Regions from separate parts of the Homo sapiens genome. Here region 2 is linked to region 1. The links are chromatin loops, found by intact Hi-C in ENCODE. Cell type or tissue: endothelial cell of umbilical vein. All regions are shown on one strand. Each heading gives the region's core, and the rest is flanking DNA. Links, peaks and the distances in the headings are about the cores only. Region 1 overlaps FUT8 (fucosyltransferase 8). Region 2 overlaps FUT8 (fucosyltransferase 8).

Region 1 (9,654 bases), core at 3,151-5,650:
GAGATCGAGACCATTACTGGCCAACATGGTGAAACCCCGTCTCTACGAAAAATACAAAAAAATTAGCTGGGTGTGGCGGCGCATGCCTGTAATCCCAGCTACTTGGGAAGCTGAGGCAGGAGAATCACTTGAACCCGGGAGGCAGAGGTTGCAGTGAGCCGAGATTGTGCCACTGCACTCCAGCCTGGCAACAAAGCTAGACTCCGTCTCAAAAAAAAAAAAAAAAAAATGCTTGAATCTAAAGTTTCAAAAAATTCAATAGATTTTTGACCACTGAAAATTTTTATATATTATTGAGTTCATTTTGTAGTTTAATTCCTCTAGAAAGTATGTTTTTTATGTTTTTAAAGCAAGTGCCTGAAAATATAGTAATTTTTGATATGTTTTAAAATTCCTTATCTGTTTGTGATTCTCTTTTCTTTCCTAATATTGCTTATTTGTGCCTACGTTCTTTTTCTTAATTAAGATCTTTATTCTTTCCAATGTTCATGGCATAATTGTTGAAAGTATTTAAGAAAGGCAACCTGTTTTACATGAATTATTAAGTGCATTTTTGATGGGAAAAGTTTAATTTCTCAGAGAGCCGTGTAATCATTTCATTTAGGCTACAACTCACTAGTTTTTCATATTCTGATTGCAAAGCAGTAATTTACTGGTTTTCATATTATGTTTTAATGCATTGAATTCCTTTAGAGTGGGGCTAATGTTTGGGTATTAGAATGGTACCTTTTTGTTTGAATAAAGATTTTCATCAAGTTTTTATTTGGGAGAATAATTTTTGAAATACATATCAAATCTCAGAAAAACTTAACATGTAGGCATCCTTAAAGGCTTTTAAAATAGGAATGAGGATCATCTACAGGAAACCCTAGTGATTAGCTGTTTCATGTTTTGTGATGTCAGATGTAAGCAGTGAACCAGGCCAGCCTATATAGCTATTGCTGCAGCTGCACAGTCCAGCTTTCTTGGATTTACCTAATAACTAATGATGTCTAACGTCTTTTAGTGTGCTTAATTCGCCTTTTTGTCTTTTTTGTTCAAACATTTATTTAAATCTTTTTGCTTATGAGGTTTTTTCTTTTTTTTCCTGATGATTTGATACTTTATGTAGTCTGGATACAAGTCCTTTAACAGATGTAGGATTTAAAAATATTTTCTTGGCCAGGCGCAGTGGCTCATGTCTGTAATCTCAGCACTTTGGGAAGCCAAGGCGGGTGGATCACCTGAGGTCAGGAGTTGAAGACCAGCCTGGCCAACATGGCAAAACCCCGTCTCTACTAAAAATATAAAAATTAGCCGGGTGTGGTGGCGCGCTCCTGTAGTCCCAGCTACTTGGGAGGCTGAAGCGGAAGAATCACTTGAACCCGAGAGGTGGAGGTTGCAGTGAGCCAGGATCGCGCCACTGCACTCCAGCCTGGGTGACAGAGTGAGACTCTGTCTCAAAAAAAAAAAAAAAATTTTTCCTCTAGTCTGTGGGTTATCTTTTCATTCTCTTAACTGTGTCTTTCTAAAAGAAGAGCTTTTAATTTTAGTGAAATCCAGTTTATCAATTTTTTCTTTTGTGGATCACACCTTTCTGTCATAGCTAAGATAACTTTGCTGAACTGAGGGTCAGAAAGGTATATTTCTTGTTTTCCTCTTGTTGTGAAAACTGTCTGCTAAATTATCTTTGTGACTTTATTTAAAAAATAAATTGAGTGTCCATTTATGTGTGGGCCTATTCCCGGACTCTTTTCTGTTTCATTATGCTCTTTGTCATCTGTCTTTATACTAGTACCTCACTGTCTTGATTATTGTATGTAGTTTTATAATAGGTCTTTAAAAACTTTTTTTAAATTTTTTAAATTTTTGTTCATTCATTCATTCATTCATTCAATCAGTCATTCAAACACCAACTCAAGCCAGATACAATAGGTCTTAATATCAGATGGTGTTTGCCTTTTAGTTTTATCTTTTTCTGATTTGTATTGAGTATTCTAGATGTTTGTGTTTCCATATGAATTTTATTACTGGCCTGACAATTTCTAAACAAATTCAGTGTTGTTTTATAATTTTAAATTTATAAGTCGTGCCCATCTTTTGCCAGATTGATACTTAATTTTTTTCATTTTTTTTTGCTATTGTAACTAATAATGTGGTTTAAAATATTAATTTCCAGTTGTTTTTTGCTAGAATATAGAAATGTAGAATATAGAAATATAGAATTGAATTTTGTATGTTGATGTTATATTCTGCAACCTTGTTAAACAACATCAGATTTTCAACATAGATTATCATGTTATGTGAACCGAGGATAGCTTTGCTTCTTTCATTCCAATTTGAATGCCTTTGTTTCTTTTTCTTGCCTTGGTCTACTGGCTAGAATTTCCAATATCGTGGTGAGTAGAAGTGGTGAGAGAGGACATCTTGTTTTGTTTCTGATATTAGGGGCAATATATTTATGCTTTCACCATTAACCTATGGTGTTAGCAGTAAGTTTTTAATAGATAATTGTTATCAGGTTGAGGAAATTTCCTTAATTTCCTAGTTTCTGACACCTTTTTTTTTTTTTTTGAAACAAAGTTTCGCTCTTGTTGCCCTGGCTGGAGTGCAATGGCACAATCTCGGCTCACCACAGCCTCTGTCTCCCAGGTTCAAGCAATTCTCCTGCCTCAGCCTCCCGAGTAGCTGGGATTACAGGCATGCACCACCATGCCTGGCTAATTTTATATTTTTAGTAGAGACGGGGTTTCTCCATGTTGGTCAGGTTGGTCTCGAACTCCCAACCTCAGGTGATCCGCCTGCCTCGGCCTCCCAAAGTGCTGGGATTACAGGCGTGAGCCACTGCACCCAGCCATTTCTGACACTTTTTATCAGGAATTTACATTAGACTTTTGTTAAGTCCTTTTTCTGAGTGTATTCAGATAATGTGTTTTGTAAAATTTTGTTTAAAAAAAATTTTGTCTATAGGAAGAATTACATTGATTTATTTTTTAATGCTAAGCCAATCTTGGATTTCTAGGATAAACCTTGGTTAACCATGATTTACTATCTACATTACATATGGTTGGGTTTGGTTTGCTAAATTTTTTTATAATTTTTATATTGGTGTTCATGAGAGATACTGTTCTGTAATTTTTTTTCTTACTATATCTTTCTCTGGTTTGATATCCAGATAATACTAACTTTATAGAAAGAAGTAGTCCCTCTAGGTTTTTTTGCCCAGTGTGGCTACAATAGGGGTTGGCAAACTATGGCTCATGGGTCACATCCTACCAACCACCTCTTTTTTTCATGGCCAGCAAGCTAAGAATGATTTTCCATTTTTAAGTTGTTACATTTTAAGTGTCATACACACACACACACGCGCGCGCGCGCGCGCGCGCGCGCGCACACACACACACACACACACACACACACACACACACACACACACACACACACACACACACACACACACACACACACACCCCCCAAGTAATAGCCTTGATTTTGCTTGTTGGCCTATAAAACCGAAAATATTTATTAGGAAAAAGTCTGCCAGTTTAATTGATTTTCTTTCTTTTTTTTTTAAAGAACCAGATTTTAGTTTTCATTGGTTTTTATCTATTTTTCTTTTTCTCCATTTCATTGATCGTCTCTCTGATCTTTATTACTTCGTTTCTTCCACTTAATTGGAGTTTCATTTGCTCTTTTTTTCTTAGTTTCTTAGGGTAGACGCTACAATATATAATCTGCAGTAAATCTCATTCTTTATATTTTTCATTTCAGACATTATAGTTTTCATCTGTAGTAGTTCAACTTGGGTATCTATTAAAATTTTTTCTTTCTTTCTTTCTTTTTTCTGAGATGGAGTCTCACTCTGCCACCCCGGCTGGAGTTCAAAGGCGTGATCTCGACTCACTGCAACCTCTGCCTCTTGGGTTCAAGCAGTTCTCCTGCCTCAGCCTCCTGAGTAGCTGGGATTACAGACGTCTGCCACCATGCCTGGCTAATTTTTGTATTTTTCATAGAGACAGTATTTCACCATGTTGGCCAGGCTGGTCTTGAACTCCTGACCTCAGGTGATCTGCCTGCCTCAGCCTCCCAAAGTGCTGGGATTACAGGCGTGAGCCACCGCACCTGGCCTATTAAAATTTTAACATCTTTTTTATATCTTCCCTGTCTCTAACTTTTGAACATATGAAATACAGTCATAATAACTGTTATTTCTATGGTGATTCTAACATCTGTGTCAGTTTTGAGTTGGTTTTGATAGATTGATTTCACTCTTCTTTATGGGTTGTCTTTTCTTGTTTTTTTGCAAGCCTGGTAACTTTTGTGGATTCCAGACATGAATTTTACCTTGTTTGTTACTAGAAGGTCTTGTATAATTTACAAATATTCTTAAATTTTGTTCTGGGATGTAGTTATGTTATTTTAAAATAATTTGATCCTATTTTGTCTTTTAATAATTGTTAAGTGGGACCTAAGCAATGTTTGGTCTGGGGCACATTTTCCTGCTATTGAGGCCAAATCCTTCTGAGCATTTTACCCAGCATCCCATGAATTACGGTTTTCTAGTCTGGCTGATAGGATCAGGAACTGTTTCTACCTAATCTGTATGAATGCCAGGTACTACTTCCTCTAATCCTTTTAGAGAGTTCTTTCCCCAGCCTGAGTAGTTCCTTATGTGTGTGTGCTGATGAGTACTCTGCTAATTCCAAAATGGTACCTTTGCAGATTTCTGGAATTCTCTGTCCTCTACAGTTCTCTCTTATTCAAACTCTGTCTTGGTCTTTTTAGACTCTTAGCTCCATTTCTTCAACTCAGTGAATGTACTGGCTCCATCTGCATTTCCCCTCCATACACTGTGGTCTGGAAACTCTCTGAATGCAGTAAGCTGGGACAGTCACAGGGCTATCATCATTTGTTTTCCTTCTCTGGTGATCACTGCCCTTTGTTGCCTGATTGCAATTTTATTAGATCATTGTTTAATACATCTAACCTGGATTTTGAGTTGTTTCAGGCAGGATGGTAAATGTCTTGGCTAGAAGTGGAAGTCTTATATATCTGTATCTTTGGCATGGTGAATGTAAGAAAGCATTCTGTTCCCTAAGTATTCAGAAAAGAGACTGTTCGTGCATATTGACTCTTTTCTGGATGGAGTTTGGAAAGAATAGTTCTCCTGTATTTTTTTTTTAGAGTGATTTTTCCAGTAATTTTCTTTTCCAGTTTTTTTTTTCACAGTTGGATTAGATTATTAGGCAATATGGATTACTAATTCCATTATGTTTTATTAGAATTAGATTGGAACTCTTTGTGGAAAGCTACTGAAAAGATCACATGCTATTTTTTTCATGGCTGTTTTGCCTCTGATGTTTATTCCACCAATATTTGAAGAAAGAGATAAAAAGGAGAACCTAGACATAATCTTTCTATTGTCAATTTTTCTATCACTAACATATGTTCTGAAAAAGGACATTCCTGTCCTATAGTATATTGCTGCCAAAATAAATCCCAAGAGATTGAAGTTTTATTCTATTTTCAAATTGTTTCCTAGAAACCAGCCACCTAATTCACAAAGAGATTAAGAGCCAAGTCTTAGAAACATAACTTTAAAAAACTATATACCAGGACATGCCTCATTTGTGAATGTATGCGTGCTCATAAATTGGGTAATTGTGCACCTAACTACTGTATTCATTTTTTATTATTCGCTTTGTGCTTATACAAATGAAGGCTTTTTCATTCATATTCTGTAGCCTTGGACACTCATGATTGGAGGATAGTTACTTTTTATGCTCCTGTTCAATGTTAATGCGTACAATTTTACAGGAAATTATAAAATGTCTCCAATTACTTTGGTATAGCTGTAACAATAGCTACTTTATTAAACGTGTTCTGAAGTAGTGTAGGTAATTGACAGTTAATTTGGCTTTATCAGGTTATATAGAAAATGTTAGAGAAGCTATAAAAAACCTTTCGTATCAGAGTGTTTGCCTCAAAAGGCTATGTTGGCTGGGCGCCGTGGCTCATACCTGTAATTCAGCACTTTGGGAGGTTGAGGTGGGCGGATCACTTGAGGCCAGGAGTTTTAGACCAGCCTGGCCAACCCAATGAAACCCCGTCTCTACTAAAAATGTAAAAAAATTAGCCAGGGATGGTGGTGCATTCCCGTAATCCCATCTGCTCAGGAGGCCGAGGCACGAGAATCATTTGAATCTGGGAGGCAGTGGTTGTGGCAAGCCAAGATCCCATCACTGTACTCCAGCCTGGGTGACAAATCGAGACTGTGTCAAAAAAAAAAAAAAAAGACTGTGTTGACATCTGAATTTAAGTTCTGCCAACTATAATTTAAAACTTAAGTTCCCTTAAACTGGTCATGATGGTAAGAATAGATAGCCCAGACTTTTTGAGATTACAGCTCATCTCTAAAATGACAAAGCTCAGATATAATAGTAGCCTTCATAAAATTTATTGCCAGACACTGCTAAGTACTTTTACAGACATTTCCTCATTTAAATAGACTTTGAAAGAAAAATCAGCTATTTAATCTTTAGGACAATTTTGTAAAAGGATCAATATATGTACGTATTAATTTCCTATTGCTGCTTTGACAAATACCACAAACTTTATGGCTTAAAACAACATAAATTTATTCTCTTAAGAGTTTTGGAGGCCAGAGATCTGAATTGAGTTTCACTGCACTGAAACCAAGATGTCAGGAGGGCTGGATTCCCTAGAGAAGCTCTAGGAGAGCATCTGGGGTATTTTTGTTTGTTCGTTCGTTTGCCTTTTCCAGTTTCTAAAAATGTCTTCCTTGCTCATGGTTGCTTCTTCCATCTTCAAAGCTAACAGCCACATAACCTTTTCCTCTTCTGTAGTAAAATCTTCTTCTACCTTCCTCTTATGAAGACACTTGTTATTACAAAATGGCTCACCTAGATAATCCAATCTCAAAATCCTTAATTATATATTCAGAGTTTCTTTTGCCATAAAGAGTAATATTCACAGATTTCATGATTAGGTTATGGATATCTTTGGGAGACCTTTGTTTAGCCTACCACGAAATTGTATTATGTACATCAAAGTGGAGTACAGTATACTGCCATAAGTCACATAAAAACAAAACAGGAACAAGCACAGTTTGGAATTAAGTTGAACAGAGAGGTTGATAATATAAGTAAGAGATCTTGGATTGCTGTTCTGTGTTCCAGCTTTTATATTATTGACTGATTGTTTTTGTTGCTGATAGAAATGAATAGAACAATGATCTTCAATTTTTTATTTTTATTTTTTCGAGACAGGGTTTCACTCTGCTGCCTACACTAGAATGCAGTGACATGATCATAGTTCATTGTAATCTTGAACTATGGTTCAAGGATGGTTCAAGCCATCCTCCTTCCTTAGCTTCCTGAGTAGCTGGGACTGCAGGCACACACCACCATGTGCCCAGCTAATGTTTTCATTTTTGTAATGATGGGGGATTGCTGTGTTGCCCAGGCTGGCCATGAACTCCTGGGCTCAAGTAATCCTCCTACCTGGGCCTCCCAAAGTGCTGGGATTATAGGCATGAGTGGCTACACCTGGCCCAATTTTTTTCTAATATGTTTTATCTTCTACTCTTGTCTTTCTTTTTTCTATATAAGACCAATGCTTAGTAGTCTAATGTCATGAATTGAAAGACAGATTTACATAGTCTGATATTATAATTAATTTAGAAATACATTATATTTGATGTTTGAGCATGTCCTTAGACACATGTTCAGATATGCTTCGTTATTCCCTTTAAGCCTTTTCTTTACTTTTTCCTTCACTTTTGTTACTCTCAATGCTAATGAATAATTGACCTCTTTGCCACTGATCATGGTACTCTGGGGATGAAAGATTTTTAGGAAACAGCTCTAGAGGTTTGTTAACTCCTAGAAGATCATAGATTTCTGAAGTAGATTAATATTTTCTATTTTTCGTTATTATCATTTCATTGTCCATTTCACTGGTTAATCCTATACCTTTGAAGAGAAAATTCCATTTGGTACTACTTTTGTGCTATATGGTTCAACAACTTATGGAGTTTACAGTATAAATGTTTTAGAAAGTGAGCTTGTATTTTGTTGCACAGTTTGAAAGCTAAATGTTTACATTATCTTCCCTAAACTACAGGATACCAGAAGGCCCTATTGATCAGGGGCCAGCTATAGGAAGAGTACGCGTTTTAGAAGAGCAGCTTGTTAAGGCCAAAGAACAGATTGAAAATTACAAGAAACAGACCAGAAATGGTAGGTGATTATACAGTGTTTTCCCCTCCTCAGTATATGGGCTTTAGCACAGATAATTGAAAGTTTCCTTTTATCAAAATGTTGGAAATGCTACAACTCTCTATTCTTTGACTACAGGTCTGGGGAAGGATCATGAAATCCTGAGGAGGAGGATTGAAAATGGAGCTAAAGAGCTCTGGTTTTTCCTACAGAGTGAATTGAAGAAATTAAAGAACTTAGAAGGAAATGAACTCCAAAGACATGCAGATGAATTTCTTTTGGATTTAGGACATCATGAAAGGTACTATTCTCCTTTCACATTTTATTTGGGCTTTAGAAAAGATTATAATCTAAGAATGAGAAACAGACTTGTTAATCCATCTGTTGAGTGGTAAATATTAATAGCACCTACAATATTTAAGAGGCGAAGAGTACCTGAGGTCCCAAAGGATGGTAATTGCCAAGTGCAGTTCATCAACCAAAATATACCACCAGAAAGTATTAATTAAAATGTATTTCTAGAAATCTTTACATTCTAAATAAATTCTGAAGGTAGTGGTGCCAGCCAACAATACATTAAAATATCTTTCTATAAATGTTCTTTATATATAATCAGTATTTGAAGTGGAGTGTGCAGTTTTGCATTGCGGTACATTGGAACTCATAGTGAGTCCGATGGTTACATTTCTAATTCAAACATTAAAAACTTTAAAATAGCATTTTTTTAAGGATTTCTAATGAAAGGTTAACAGGATTTTTTTTTTCTTTAAGTAAAAAGGAGCATTCTGTTCATTGTTCTTTCATTAGTTGCTGGAAAGAGGTACCTGAGATCTGCCTGGTTAAATTTGTTTCTCCTATGCACACGTTGCTAAATAATATGAAGTTTATCTTCCACAGAAAAGAAAACATTTTGGTGCTGTTGTATTCATGCAGAACAAAATGTATCTGAAAATCATTATAAATACAGTGAAACCTGTCTTTAGGCCTGTTATATTTAAAAGTCTATGTTTCCAGTAGGATTCTGATGGCAATTACTGTCTCATTAGTGAACAATAAAAGAAAAATTGTTGTATTAGCACAACCTACTACTGTGAAGAGGAAAAGAATTACCCCATACAAGTAAGAGATTTCATATTTATTAACATCAGCAGCAATATTATAATGATTTTGAAAAATTGCTTGGTTGTTTTAGGTGAAATTATAAATAAAAATCTGTCTATTGGAATCATTTTAGCATTAATGAATCTACAGAAATATGATAGCATGGATTTCAAGGGGCAGTGAATTATTAGGCCACACATTGGACAGACTTTTTGATATATTTAGCCCAACTTGCAGTCAGGCCATACTTAGACCACTAAACCAAATGCTGACTAATTCTGTCATTAATATTTCTCTACCCTAAAGCTGATTCTAGGCACGAAGCATCTCTTAA
Region 2 (9,654 bases), core at 4,204-6,703, 130 kb before region 1:
CCTTTTAGTCCTTTTTCATACACAATTTTTTTTACAAAGTTATAATAATAATTTCTTTTCAAATTTGTGCCTTATTTCAGTTAACAGTGTAAATGTTTCCCATTTCTAACAATGTTTTCTCATTGAGTGAGGTACTGTTAGGTTGGTCAGACTGATAGTTTATTGTACGTATTGCTGTAATATCTTTGTACATTTAGCTTTTCCATGTTTGTACCATATCTTTGGGTTTTCAGAAGTCTGTCTCTCTCTCTGTTTCTCTTTTTGTCTGTCTTTTCTATCTCTCACCTTCATTTGGGGAGCATTTTGTGTTCTCTTTCACAGGACTAATTAAGTTTTATTGGATCTTGAAAAACGGGATTAGAAATTTTTTCTTACTTATATAATTAGAAAACAATGCTTTTGGACTTACATTGCCACGGCAGTTTACACAGTTTTATTCCCAAAAATTGTAGTTTTGTGACTAGGTGATAAAAATGATCTCCTATATGTGCCAAACTTGGTATTCTAGACACTCATACTTAGGATGTAAATTGACTGTAGTCCAATAATTTAATATGTTGTGTTTAATTCTTGTAATATTTTACTCACAAATTGAACTTTTCCTTACCAATTTAATGTTTGTAGGCTTAATTTGGCATCTTTGTCAGGATTATTAGACTTCTCTGCATTCTTCTGACTTCTCCCTAAACTAATGTTTAGAACTGAATTGGGTCCAGCAATTTAAGTGGAAAATCAGTATGACTAGAGACTTCTAGAAACTTCTGGTGTCACTGAGATGGTGAATTTGATGATTCTGACCCTACTTGCTCATCTGTAAAAGCTATTAGAGGATTGTTTTAAGCATTTCTATTCTATACAGGTATATGTACACCATGTAATACCACTCAGCCATAAAGAAGAATGAAATAACATTTTTGCAGCAATTTGGGTGGAGCTGTAGGCCATTATTCTAAGTGAAGTAACTCAGGAATACAAAACTGAATACCATATGTTCTCACAAGCGGGAGCTAAGTCATGGGTACGCAAAGGCATACAGAATAGTAAAATAGACTTTGGAGACTGAGACGCGGGGAGAATAGGAAGAAGATAAGGGATAAAAAACGATATATTGGGTACAATGTATGCTACTTTGGTGATGGGTGTAGTAAAATCTCAGACTTCACCACTATACATTTCATCCATGTAACCCAAAACCACTTGTACTCCAAAAGCTATTGAAATAAAAAAGATATTTAAAAAAAAAGAGGCCAGGCAGGTTGGTTCACGCCTGTAATCCCAGCACTTTGGGAGGCTGAGGCGGGCGGATCACTTGAGGTCAGGAGTTCGGGACCAGCCTGACCAACATGGTGAAAACCTGTCTCTACTGAAAAAAAAAAAAAAAAGCCAGGCGTGCTGGCTCCCACCTGTAATCCCAGCTACTCATGGGGCTGGGCGAATCGCTTGAACCTGGGAGGCAGAGGTTGCAGTGAGCCGAGATTGTGCCACTGCACTCTAAGAGCAAAACTCTGTCTCAAAAATAAATAAATAAATAAAAAATTAAAAAAGATCTTCTGTTGTACCTAATCTTCTAGCCTTATTATTTCTTAGAGATTTTATAAATCCATGTGGCTTTTTTACTCTTGTCATCTTCAAGTTATTTGCCAAGATTGAAAAATAACCATCTTTCTCCTAATACCTTGGTGAGCCTGAGAGAAGAAAATACTACACAGTTCATTTTATTGTAAAAGTAGTGAAATTTCTCAACTGATATTCATCCTTCATTTTTGTGGATTTGTTCAGGGAAGATAAGATTTATTGTTTATTTTTATTTTGCTGTATTGCCAGGCTGGTCTGGAACTTCTGAGCTCAAGCAGTCCTCCTGCCTCGGCCTTCCAAAGTGTTGGGATTATAGGTGTGAGCCACCGCACCTGGCTGGAAGACAGGATTTTTTTGGGAAAGTAAATATCACTTGAGAATATCTACTAGTATGGAATCTAAAGTTATGCATACAAGGATGATCTCATATTTCTTTGTATCTTGTTCCCAGTCTTTCCCCCAATCTTGTCTCGCTTTTTCCTCAACAAGCGTAGTTAACAACTACTATGAATTTGGAATACAAAATGATAACGACCCTGCCTTTAGGAAACTGACAATTTAGAAGGTCAACTAGAAATATAAGTTAATAATTACAGTACAGGAAGTCCCCTGATTTCCTCTATAATAACATGTCTCCCAAAATGTGATTGAAAATAAAAATTCCACATGTCATAGGCGTAGGAGGTATTTGGGTGTTTGTATGGAGAGTCATTTCACAGAGCTAAAATTTATTATTATAAAATACTCAATTCTAGTTCCTGGGCATGTTATCTCCTTTGGAATTAGAAATCTTAGTTGCTGCATAACATTAAAAGTGTCAGGATGATGCCTGTAATCCCAGCACTTTTGAAGGTAGAGGCAGAGCATTGCTTGAGGCCAGGATTTTGAGACCAGCCTGGGCAACATAGTGAGACCCTGTCTCTACCAAAAAATTTAAAAAAATTAGCCAAGCATGGTGGTGTGTGCATGTAGTCCTAGGTACTTAGGAGGCTGAGGCAGAGGATCGCTTGAGCTCAGGTATTTGAGGCTGCAGTGAGGCTGCAGTGAGGCTGAGCTCTACCATATAGAGCTCAGGCTCTATATGGTAGAGCCACTGCAATCCAGCCTCCGCAACAGAGTGAGACCTTGTCTTGGGGGGCAAAAAGTGTAAGGATGGGATTTCTAGGCATATTTGGGGCTGAGGAAATCAGTCTTGGGCCCAACCTCCTTGTAGGGGGTGAGGTGGCAACCTCTGGAATTTGAGGCCTGCTACTGGGATTGTAGGTATAGGAAGTTGAGAGGGAAAGGGTCTTTCTCACCCTGCTGTGGTAGTAAGAGCTTGGTGCTTAATGGGTGCCTTTTAGTTGTTTGATCACCTAGGATTTCTGCTTAGAACCCAGCAATACTTGTAGGCCTGCACAGTCCCAAGAGAGAAATCAGAGACTTGGTGATAAGTCAAGGGTAAGAGATGAGATAAGAGAGCACCTACACTATAGGATATTAGAACTACAACTCCAATTACTCCTTCACTCTCATCTTTTTCCCTCTCCCAGCTGCCAAGTATATGTGACTAGTGGTTTGTCCAGAGCAGGACTGGAGGATGGGGTAGGAAGAATTATTATTTTTTCATCATAGATCAGGATAGTGTCATGTCCCCCTAAACTTCAGGGAGGCCTGGCTTCATACCTCTTCTTCCAATTTCCTAGCATTGTGCAATGACAAAGCTTCATGCAGTAACTCAAAATCATTGTTAATAAGGTGATATCTAAAAGATTGAATTTGATGTTCTGAAGTTAGTGTGAGGATGTCAGTCTGTTAATGTGTGAAATGTTTTGAGCTGTGTGAAACTCAATTTTGCTTAGTGTGTTAAGTACAACTGAAGTAGGTGTAAAAGTCAGTAGTAGCACACAGAAAGGAGTAATGAATTGTGTCTAGAGGGTCAGGAAAGGTCTCACAAAGGAGAGGATCCTTGAATTCTTTGTTCAAGTGGTAGAGTTAAAGAAGTAGATTTTTTTTTTTTTTTTTTTTTTTTTTTTTTTTTTGGCGACAGGGTTTTGCTGTAGGTCTCCCAGGCTGGAGTACAGTGGCGCTATCATAGCTCACTGCAATCTCTAAACTTCTGGGCTCAAGCATAGAAATAGATCTGATAGTGGAAGTCTCTGCCCAGTAATACTGAGATCTTGGAACCTTACTCATTTCAGAAATGGCTCTGGTCTGAATACATTATATGGGACTAAGCTCTTCTAAATATCTTTATCCCTTAATTCTTTATGCATAAACTTCAGCAACTTCTAAGCTACCATTAGGAAATTTTCACTGTAAATTATATACTGGATGATTGAATTTTTAGAATTAGATTTATTCCAAATGTAAGTCAACCTAAATGTAAAGTTTTTCTCTACTTAAATATAAGCTTTTTTGGCACTCTTGAAGATTCTGAGTATTTCTGTGGACAGTTATGGCCATCAGGGTGTTTGTTTGAATTCTGGAATTGCCCTAGAGAGCACATAAGCTGTGGAGTAAAGCAGGTGTGTGGTCTGACTCCTGACTTGGTCACTTAAGATCTGTGCAACCTTGAATAGTAACTTCGATGCTAATTTTCCACATCTGTAAAATATGGATAAAAAATGCAGAGTCTTTAGCACAGTTCCTGGCATGAAGTAATGGCTCAATAAATGTTAATTATTACTATTGTTAACTAAATAAGAGTTCCCTAGGTCTCTGACTTCAAACATATAGTTGTTGGAGACTATGAATACCTTGGGGCCACCTTGAGCTAAGACTAGATGCTCAGGAGCACCTTTTTGATTAGTCATTTATTCATTGAGCATATATTTTTGCATTGTTTAAACTTTAGCAAAATACCTAAGTCAGTCAATTCTATTTTTATACAGATATTTCTATATAGAGGAGATTTCCTATAGGATGACCTGTTCTGGGTGTGTCTATCTGACCTGCAGCTAATCAAGTGACTACAGCTTTGCTAATTTTTTTTTTGAAAAACCCTAATATTGTTAAACAGTAGTACAGAGGAAATAAGCTGTTGGTCAGCTTCTAAATTCTGGCACGGGTTAGATTTGCCTAAGAGCAAATCATATAGCAAGAGTTGATGAGAGAACTTTTCTCATATCTTCTAGCCTGGGTAAGTTTGTCTCATTTGGTGTCAAGTCAGAGGAATCTGAACTATAGAACCAAATTGTAGGGAAAGATGACTAAGGGTTTGTGATGTCTTTTTTTTTTTTTACCCCCCTCAAAGGAGTTCTAGGTGTAAAAAGCATCATGGTTTAAACGTTACGAGGCATCAGTGAAGGCAGCAGAAAAGTCAGAAACTAATATAGCCAAGTCTAGATTGTATCTGTTATAAACTCTTTAATCAGAAGATTCTAGCTTCTAGAACCAGGTCTGTAAAATGTTGAGAGCCCTCTAAGTAAACTCCATTATAGTCATTTAATTGATTTTTCTTTGTCTTTCTTCTTGGACATACTCTTCTTTAAAGAGAGCGTTCCCCCCTCTACCCCAGATAGTATCTATCTTTGAGGTTTTGAGAACAATAGTATTCTTGTTCTTTAGGTTCTGAGTTGCTGACTTGAGGGAATTTGATACACAGGAGTCCCCAAGGCCCCCCAGTGGATACCTGAAACCATGGATAGTACTGAACCCTATATATACAGGTCAGGCATCCCAAATCTGAAATCCAAAACGTTCCAAAATCTGAAACCGACGTGACACTCTGAAGAAATGCTCACTGGAGCATTTTGGATTTGTGGATTTGAGATGCTCAACTGGTAAGTATAACACAAATATCCCCAATAGGAAAAACTCCCTATTCCCATTAGTTTTTACTTGATATTCTGAATTCTTAAGTGTGATTTTTTTTTCTAATTTGGGGATAGCTCCTATTTTTGTGAGAGAAATTAATGGGAAATTTTGAGATGGTAACTAGAAATTGTCTTTGCAGTGTTAAATTTTTAGTTGGGAGGCTACTAGGCTGGGTGGCTCTAGCTGTTTAAGTTCCTGTCTAAGCAAACCAAAGCCCAACTTAGAAAGTAAAAGGAAACTAGATATTTTGCCAACTAGAAACCACCTAAGTAATCTCTAACTAGTGTCTTTCCACTCTGACCAATGAGATATGTTTTCTTTGTCTTCCGTGTTCAGCCTATAAAGCTTACAGCCCACACTGCTGTGAATGAAGCTCTTCAAACCTTTTATGGTTCAGAGTGCTGCCTAATTGATGAATCATTCTTTGCACAGATAAACTCTTTTGTCTGTTTTTGCTTTAAACAACAAAGGAACATAAATTCTGTTAATTGATTGTATGAATATAACAGTGAAAATTCCCTGTTAGGCTTTGGTTATCAGTATTTTAGGAATACTTTTTAAAACATCCCCTTTAGCTTTTAATGTGTTTTGGTTAGACAAGATGATGTATGTGTCAGTATAATGCCAGGCTCACAAAAGTTGCTAACTAAATGTTAGTTCCTTCAATACATACATTCATTCCCTGGGACATGGTTCCAAAAGTAGATTATCATAAGAATTCTGTGAGAAGCTTTGAAAAAACTACAGATGTCTATGGCATATATTAATACATGGCGTCTATATCCATACATGTATGTAAATGTATGCAAACAATTTAATCTACTTTTTCCTTAACATTAACTCCTTCAGATAGAATGGTTGGCCCAAATGATTTAATTATTTTTTAGGTTGTTGATTCATAGAAACAAATCCCCTGCAGAAAGGTTGTACCAATTTACACGGTTACCTTTCTTCACATTTTCTCTAACACTGGGTATTCTTGAGCTTTTAGTATTTCTCAGTTGGTGGAAAGGATCTCTTAGTTTGTTGGGATCTCTTTGATTATGAGTGAGATTCAGCATTTTCCATAATTTACTGATGTCTGCATTTCTTCCTCCCTCCTTCCCTTTCTTCTTTCCTTTCTCCTTCTCCTACTTCCACTTTCTCCCGTCCTGTCCTCCCTTTCCCCTGCTCTCCCTCTTTCTTCCCCTTCTATCCCCCTCCCCTCCTGTTTTTCCTTCTTTGCTTGTTTTTGATCTCTGTTCTTCCACATATGAAGATTCTATTTTGACCAGCAATAAGTTGAATTATGGGGCTAGAAGATAAGGACTAAAAACAAGAATTGGTGTCCAGAAAGGTGGGGTAATTTTGATTACTATGCCTGTTGCAAACATGAGCAAGATGTTAAATGTATCATAGATCTGCAAGGTTTTTTTAATTCATATTTTTTATCTATTGTCTCATTAATGTTATCTTTGAGAAATGGTTCTTTTCAGTTTGAGAATGGGGGAATTGGATTTAAAATTTTCTTACATGAAGAAACCAAATATTTTGCTGCTATCCTTTGGAAACTTCTTACTATGATTGGTTCTGGGTGGCATTGGAATCAGTTTGAAATGATGCCATTAATGACCACATGTTTGGATTTCTTGACTATGGGTAAATGTGATTAGAACAGAAATCCCTTAATAATAGGGATTCTTTATCTTTGTGTCCCTAGTGCCTCATAGTATCTGGCCCTAATTAGGAGCTTTAGAAGTGCTTATTGACTGATTGCTTTTTTATCTGAATCGGCCCTTTCTATCCCATCATTATGATAACATCCATCTTGGTAGTAGTAAAACTGTTGCAAACTGCAGAAATGAACTGTGATTTTTTTTTTTTTTTTTTTTTTTTTTAAAGACAGGGTCTCACTCTGTCACCCAGGCTGGAGTGCAGTGGCATGAACATCTTAATAGCTCACTGCAGCCTCAACCTCCCCAGGCTTAGGTGATCCTCCCACCTCAGCCACCAGAGTAGCTGGAACTACAGGTACACTCCATCATGCCCAGCTAATTTTTGTATTTTTTGTAGAGACAGGTTTCATCATGTTGCCCAGGCTGGTTTCAATCTCCTGGGCTCAAGGGATCTGCCTACCTTGGCCTCCCAAAGTATTGGGATTACAGGTGTCAGCCACGGTGCCTGGCACAAATAACTTTTTCAGACACCACTTTTGATTCTTCTGGGTATGTATCCAGAAGTGGAATCACTGGTATCATACTGTAATTCTATTTTTTTTTTTTAAATGGAGTCTCACTCACTCAGGCTGGAGCGTAGTGGTACTATCTCGGCTCACTGCAACCACTGCCTTCTGGGTTCAAATGATTCTCCTACCTCAGCCTTCCAAGTAGCTGGGACTACAGGCGTGTACCACCACACTGGCTAATTTTTTTTTGTATTTTTAGTAGAGATGGGGTTTCACCATGTTGGCTAGGCTGGTCTCGAACTGCTAACCTCAAGTGATCTGCCTGCCTTGGCCTCCCAAAGTGCTAGAATTATAGGCATGACCATCGTTTTCAGCCTCTTTAATTCTTTTTTCAATTTTTTGAGGAGACATCATACTGTTTTCCACAGTGGCTACACCATTTTACATTTCCATCAGCACTGCACAGGGTTCTAATTTCAGCACATTCTTACCAACACTTATTTTCTGCTGGTTTTTTTTTATAATCATCATCATCTTAATGGGTGTGAAGTGGTATCTCATTGTGGTTTTGATTTGCATTTTTGAAATGATAAGTGATGTTGAGCATCTTTTCTTATGCTTACTGTTCATTTGCATATTTTCTTTGGAGAAATACCTATTTAAGTCCTTTGCCCACTGTTGAGTCAGATTTTTTGTTGTTGAGTTTTAGGGATACTTTTTAAAGATGCTAATCACGTGAACTCCTTTTTAAGTGATTTATAATTCCGTAACATATACTTTTTTTTTTCTGATCGATTTCCTTATAGTTTGTATTCTAGTGGGTTAATGGAGTGTGATTTTTTTTTAAAACAGCTTTGCTGAGGTGTGATTGGCATAAAAAATACTGCACACATCTGAAATGAACAATTTGATTAGTTTTGACATATGTATACATCTGTGAATCCATACTCATTACCTCCACAGATTTCTTCTTGCCCCCTTGTAATCTTTTCCCCCACTACTACCCATCCTTCCTTGTCTCCAGGAAAATCCTGAATTGCTTTTGGTCACTATAAATTTAGTGCCTTTTCTAAAGTTTTTTTTTAAAATGGAACTTCTAGTATATACTTTTGGGCAGGGGCTGTCCATTCCTGTGTTTATTTATCCTTTGTATATTTTCTTTGGTAAAATATCTGTTCAAATATTTTGGCCATTATTTAAATTGGGTTGTTTGTTTTCTTATTATTGAGTTTTGAGAGCGGTTTATATTCTTGATCAAAGTTGTTTATAAGATACGTGCTTCGCAGATGTATTTTTCCTGGACTGTTGCTTGTCTTTTCTTTCTCTTAATAGTGTCTTTTGAAGAGCACACATTTTAAATTATGATGAAATTTGTTTGTTCTCATATGGATTGTGTTTATCTATCAGTTTGTTCTCATATGGATTCTATTTTTGTTTATGTATCTAAGATATATTTGCCTAATCCAAGGGCATAGAAGTTCTCTCCTGGAAGTTTTATGGTTTTGTATTTAGACCTATGATGCATTTTGAGTTAATTTTTTTATATGGGATAAAAATTGGATAGAAATTCTTTTTTGGGGGGTAGAGACATGCAGTTATTTCAGCATCATTTACTGAAGTGGTTTGTGTCCTTTTGATTTTTGTCAAAAATCATTTGACTGTATACGCGTGGGTTTATTTCTGACTCTTATTTTGTTCCACTGACCTCTTTGTCTTTCTTTTTTTTTTGTCTCTCATACCAGCTCAGTTTTAATTTTAAAGTGACAAATGTACAGGTGGAATAAAATTTTAAGCAACACCCTCCAAATTCCTCTTACATGACAAGAAGAAGCTGAATGTAATTTTGCTCTATAACCAACTAAACAGTAGCTCAGGATAGACATAAAGCCAACTTTTCCAATTAAGCCTTTGTGAAAATCAATTTCTAAATGGATCACAACTCCAGGATATTGTTTCTGTGCTGTGATTTCTTTGTCTTTCTTGATGCCACTACCATGCTGACTATTATGGCTTTATAAGTCATGAAATCGGGTCACGTTAACCCATACAACTGCTTGTTCCTTTTCAGAGCAATTTTGGCTATTGTGCTGGTTACCAATCTGTTGCCTCTCAGCTCC

Evidence for each region. Hi-C counts contacts between places; a loop is a spot of excess contacts. Peaks named below come from ENCODE experiments on the same cell type or tissue, not always from the same donor. Only the 100,000 strongest peaks of a DNase experiment are listed, where the experiment ranks them.
Region 2: a loop joins it to region 1, with 2.4 times the contacts of the local background. A loop is called at or near these places in 1 of 110 quality-filtered maps.

What each region holds. Positions count from the first base shown.
Region 1 is chr14:65,607,854-65,617,507 of GRCh38, forward strand. FUT8 (fucosyltransferase 8) reads left to right here. Exons shown (of 11, transcript NM_001371533.1): 4 at 8,125-8,240; 5 at 8,358-8,520. Among named protein-coding and RNA genes, the nearest start is that of MIR625, 140 kb to the left of the region's middle. In endothelial cell of umbilical vein, for the core only: no CTCF peak of the experiment used is centred there; no DNase peak of the experiment used is centred there.
Region 2 is chr14:65,473,076-65,482,729 of GRCh38, forward strand. The region is part of intron 2 of FUT8 (fucosyltransferase 8); the gene reads left to right. Among named protein-coding and RNA genes, the nearest start is that of MIR625, 6.8 kb to the left of the region's middle. In endothelial cell of umbilical vein, for the core only: no CTCF peak of the experiment used is centred there; a DNase peak (open chromatin) is centred at 5,756; H3K27ac peaks cover 218 bases.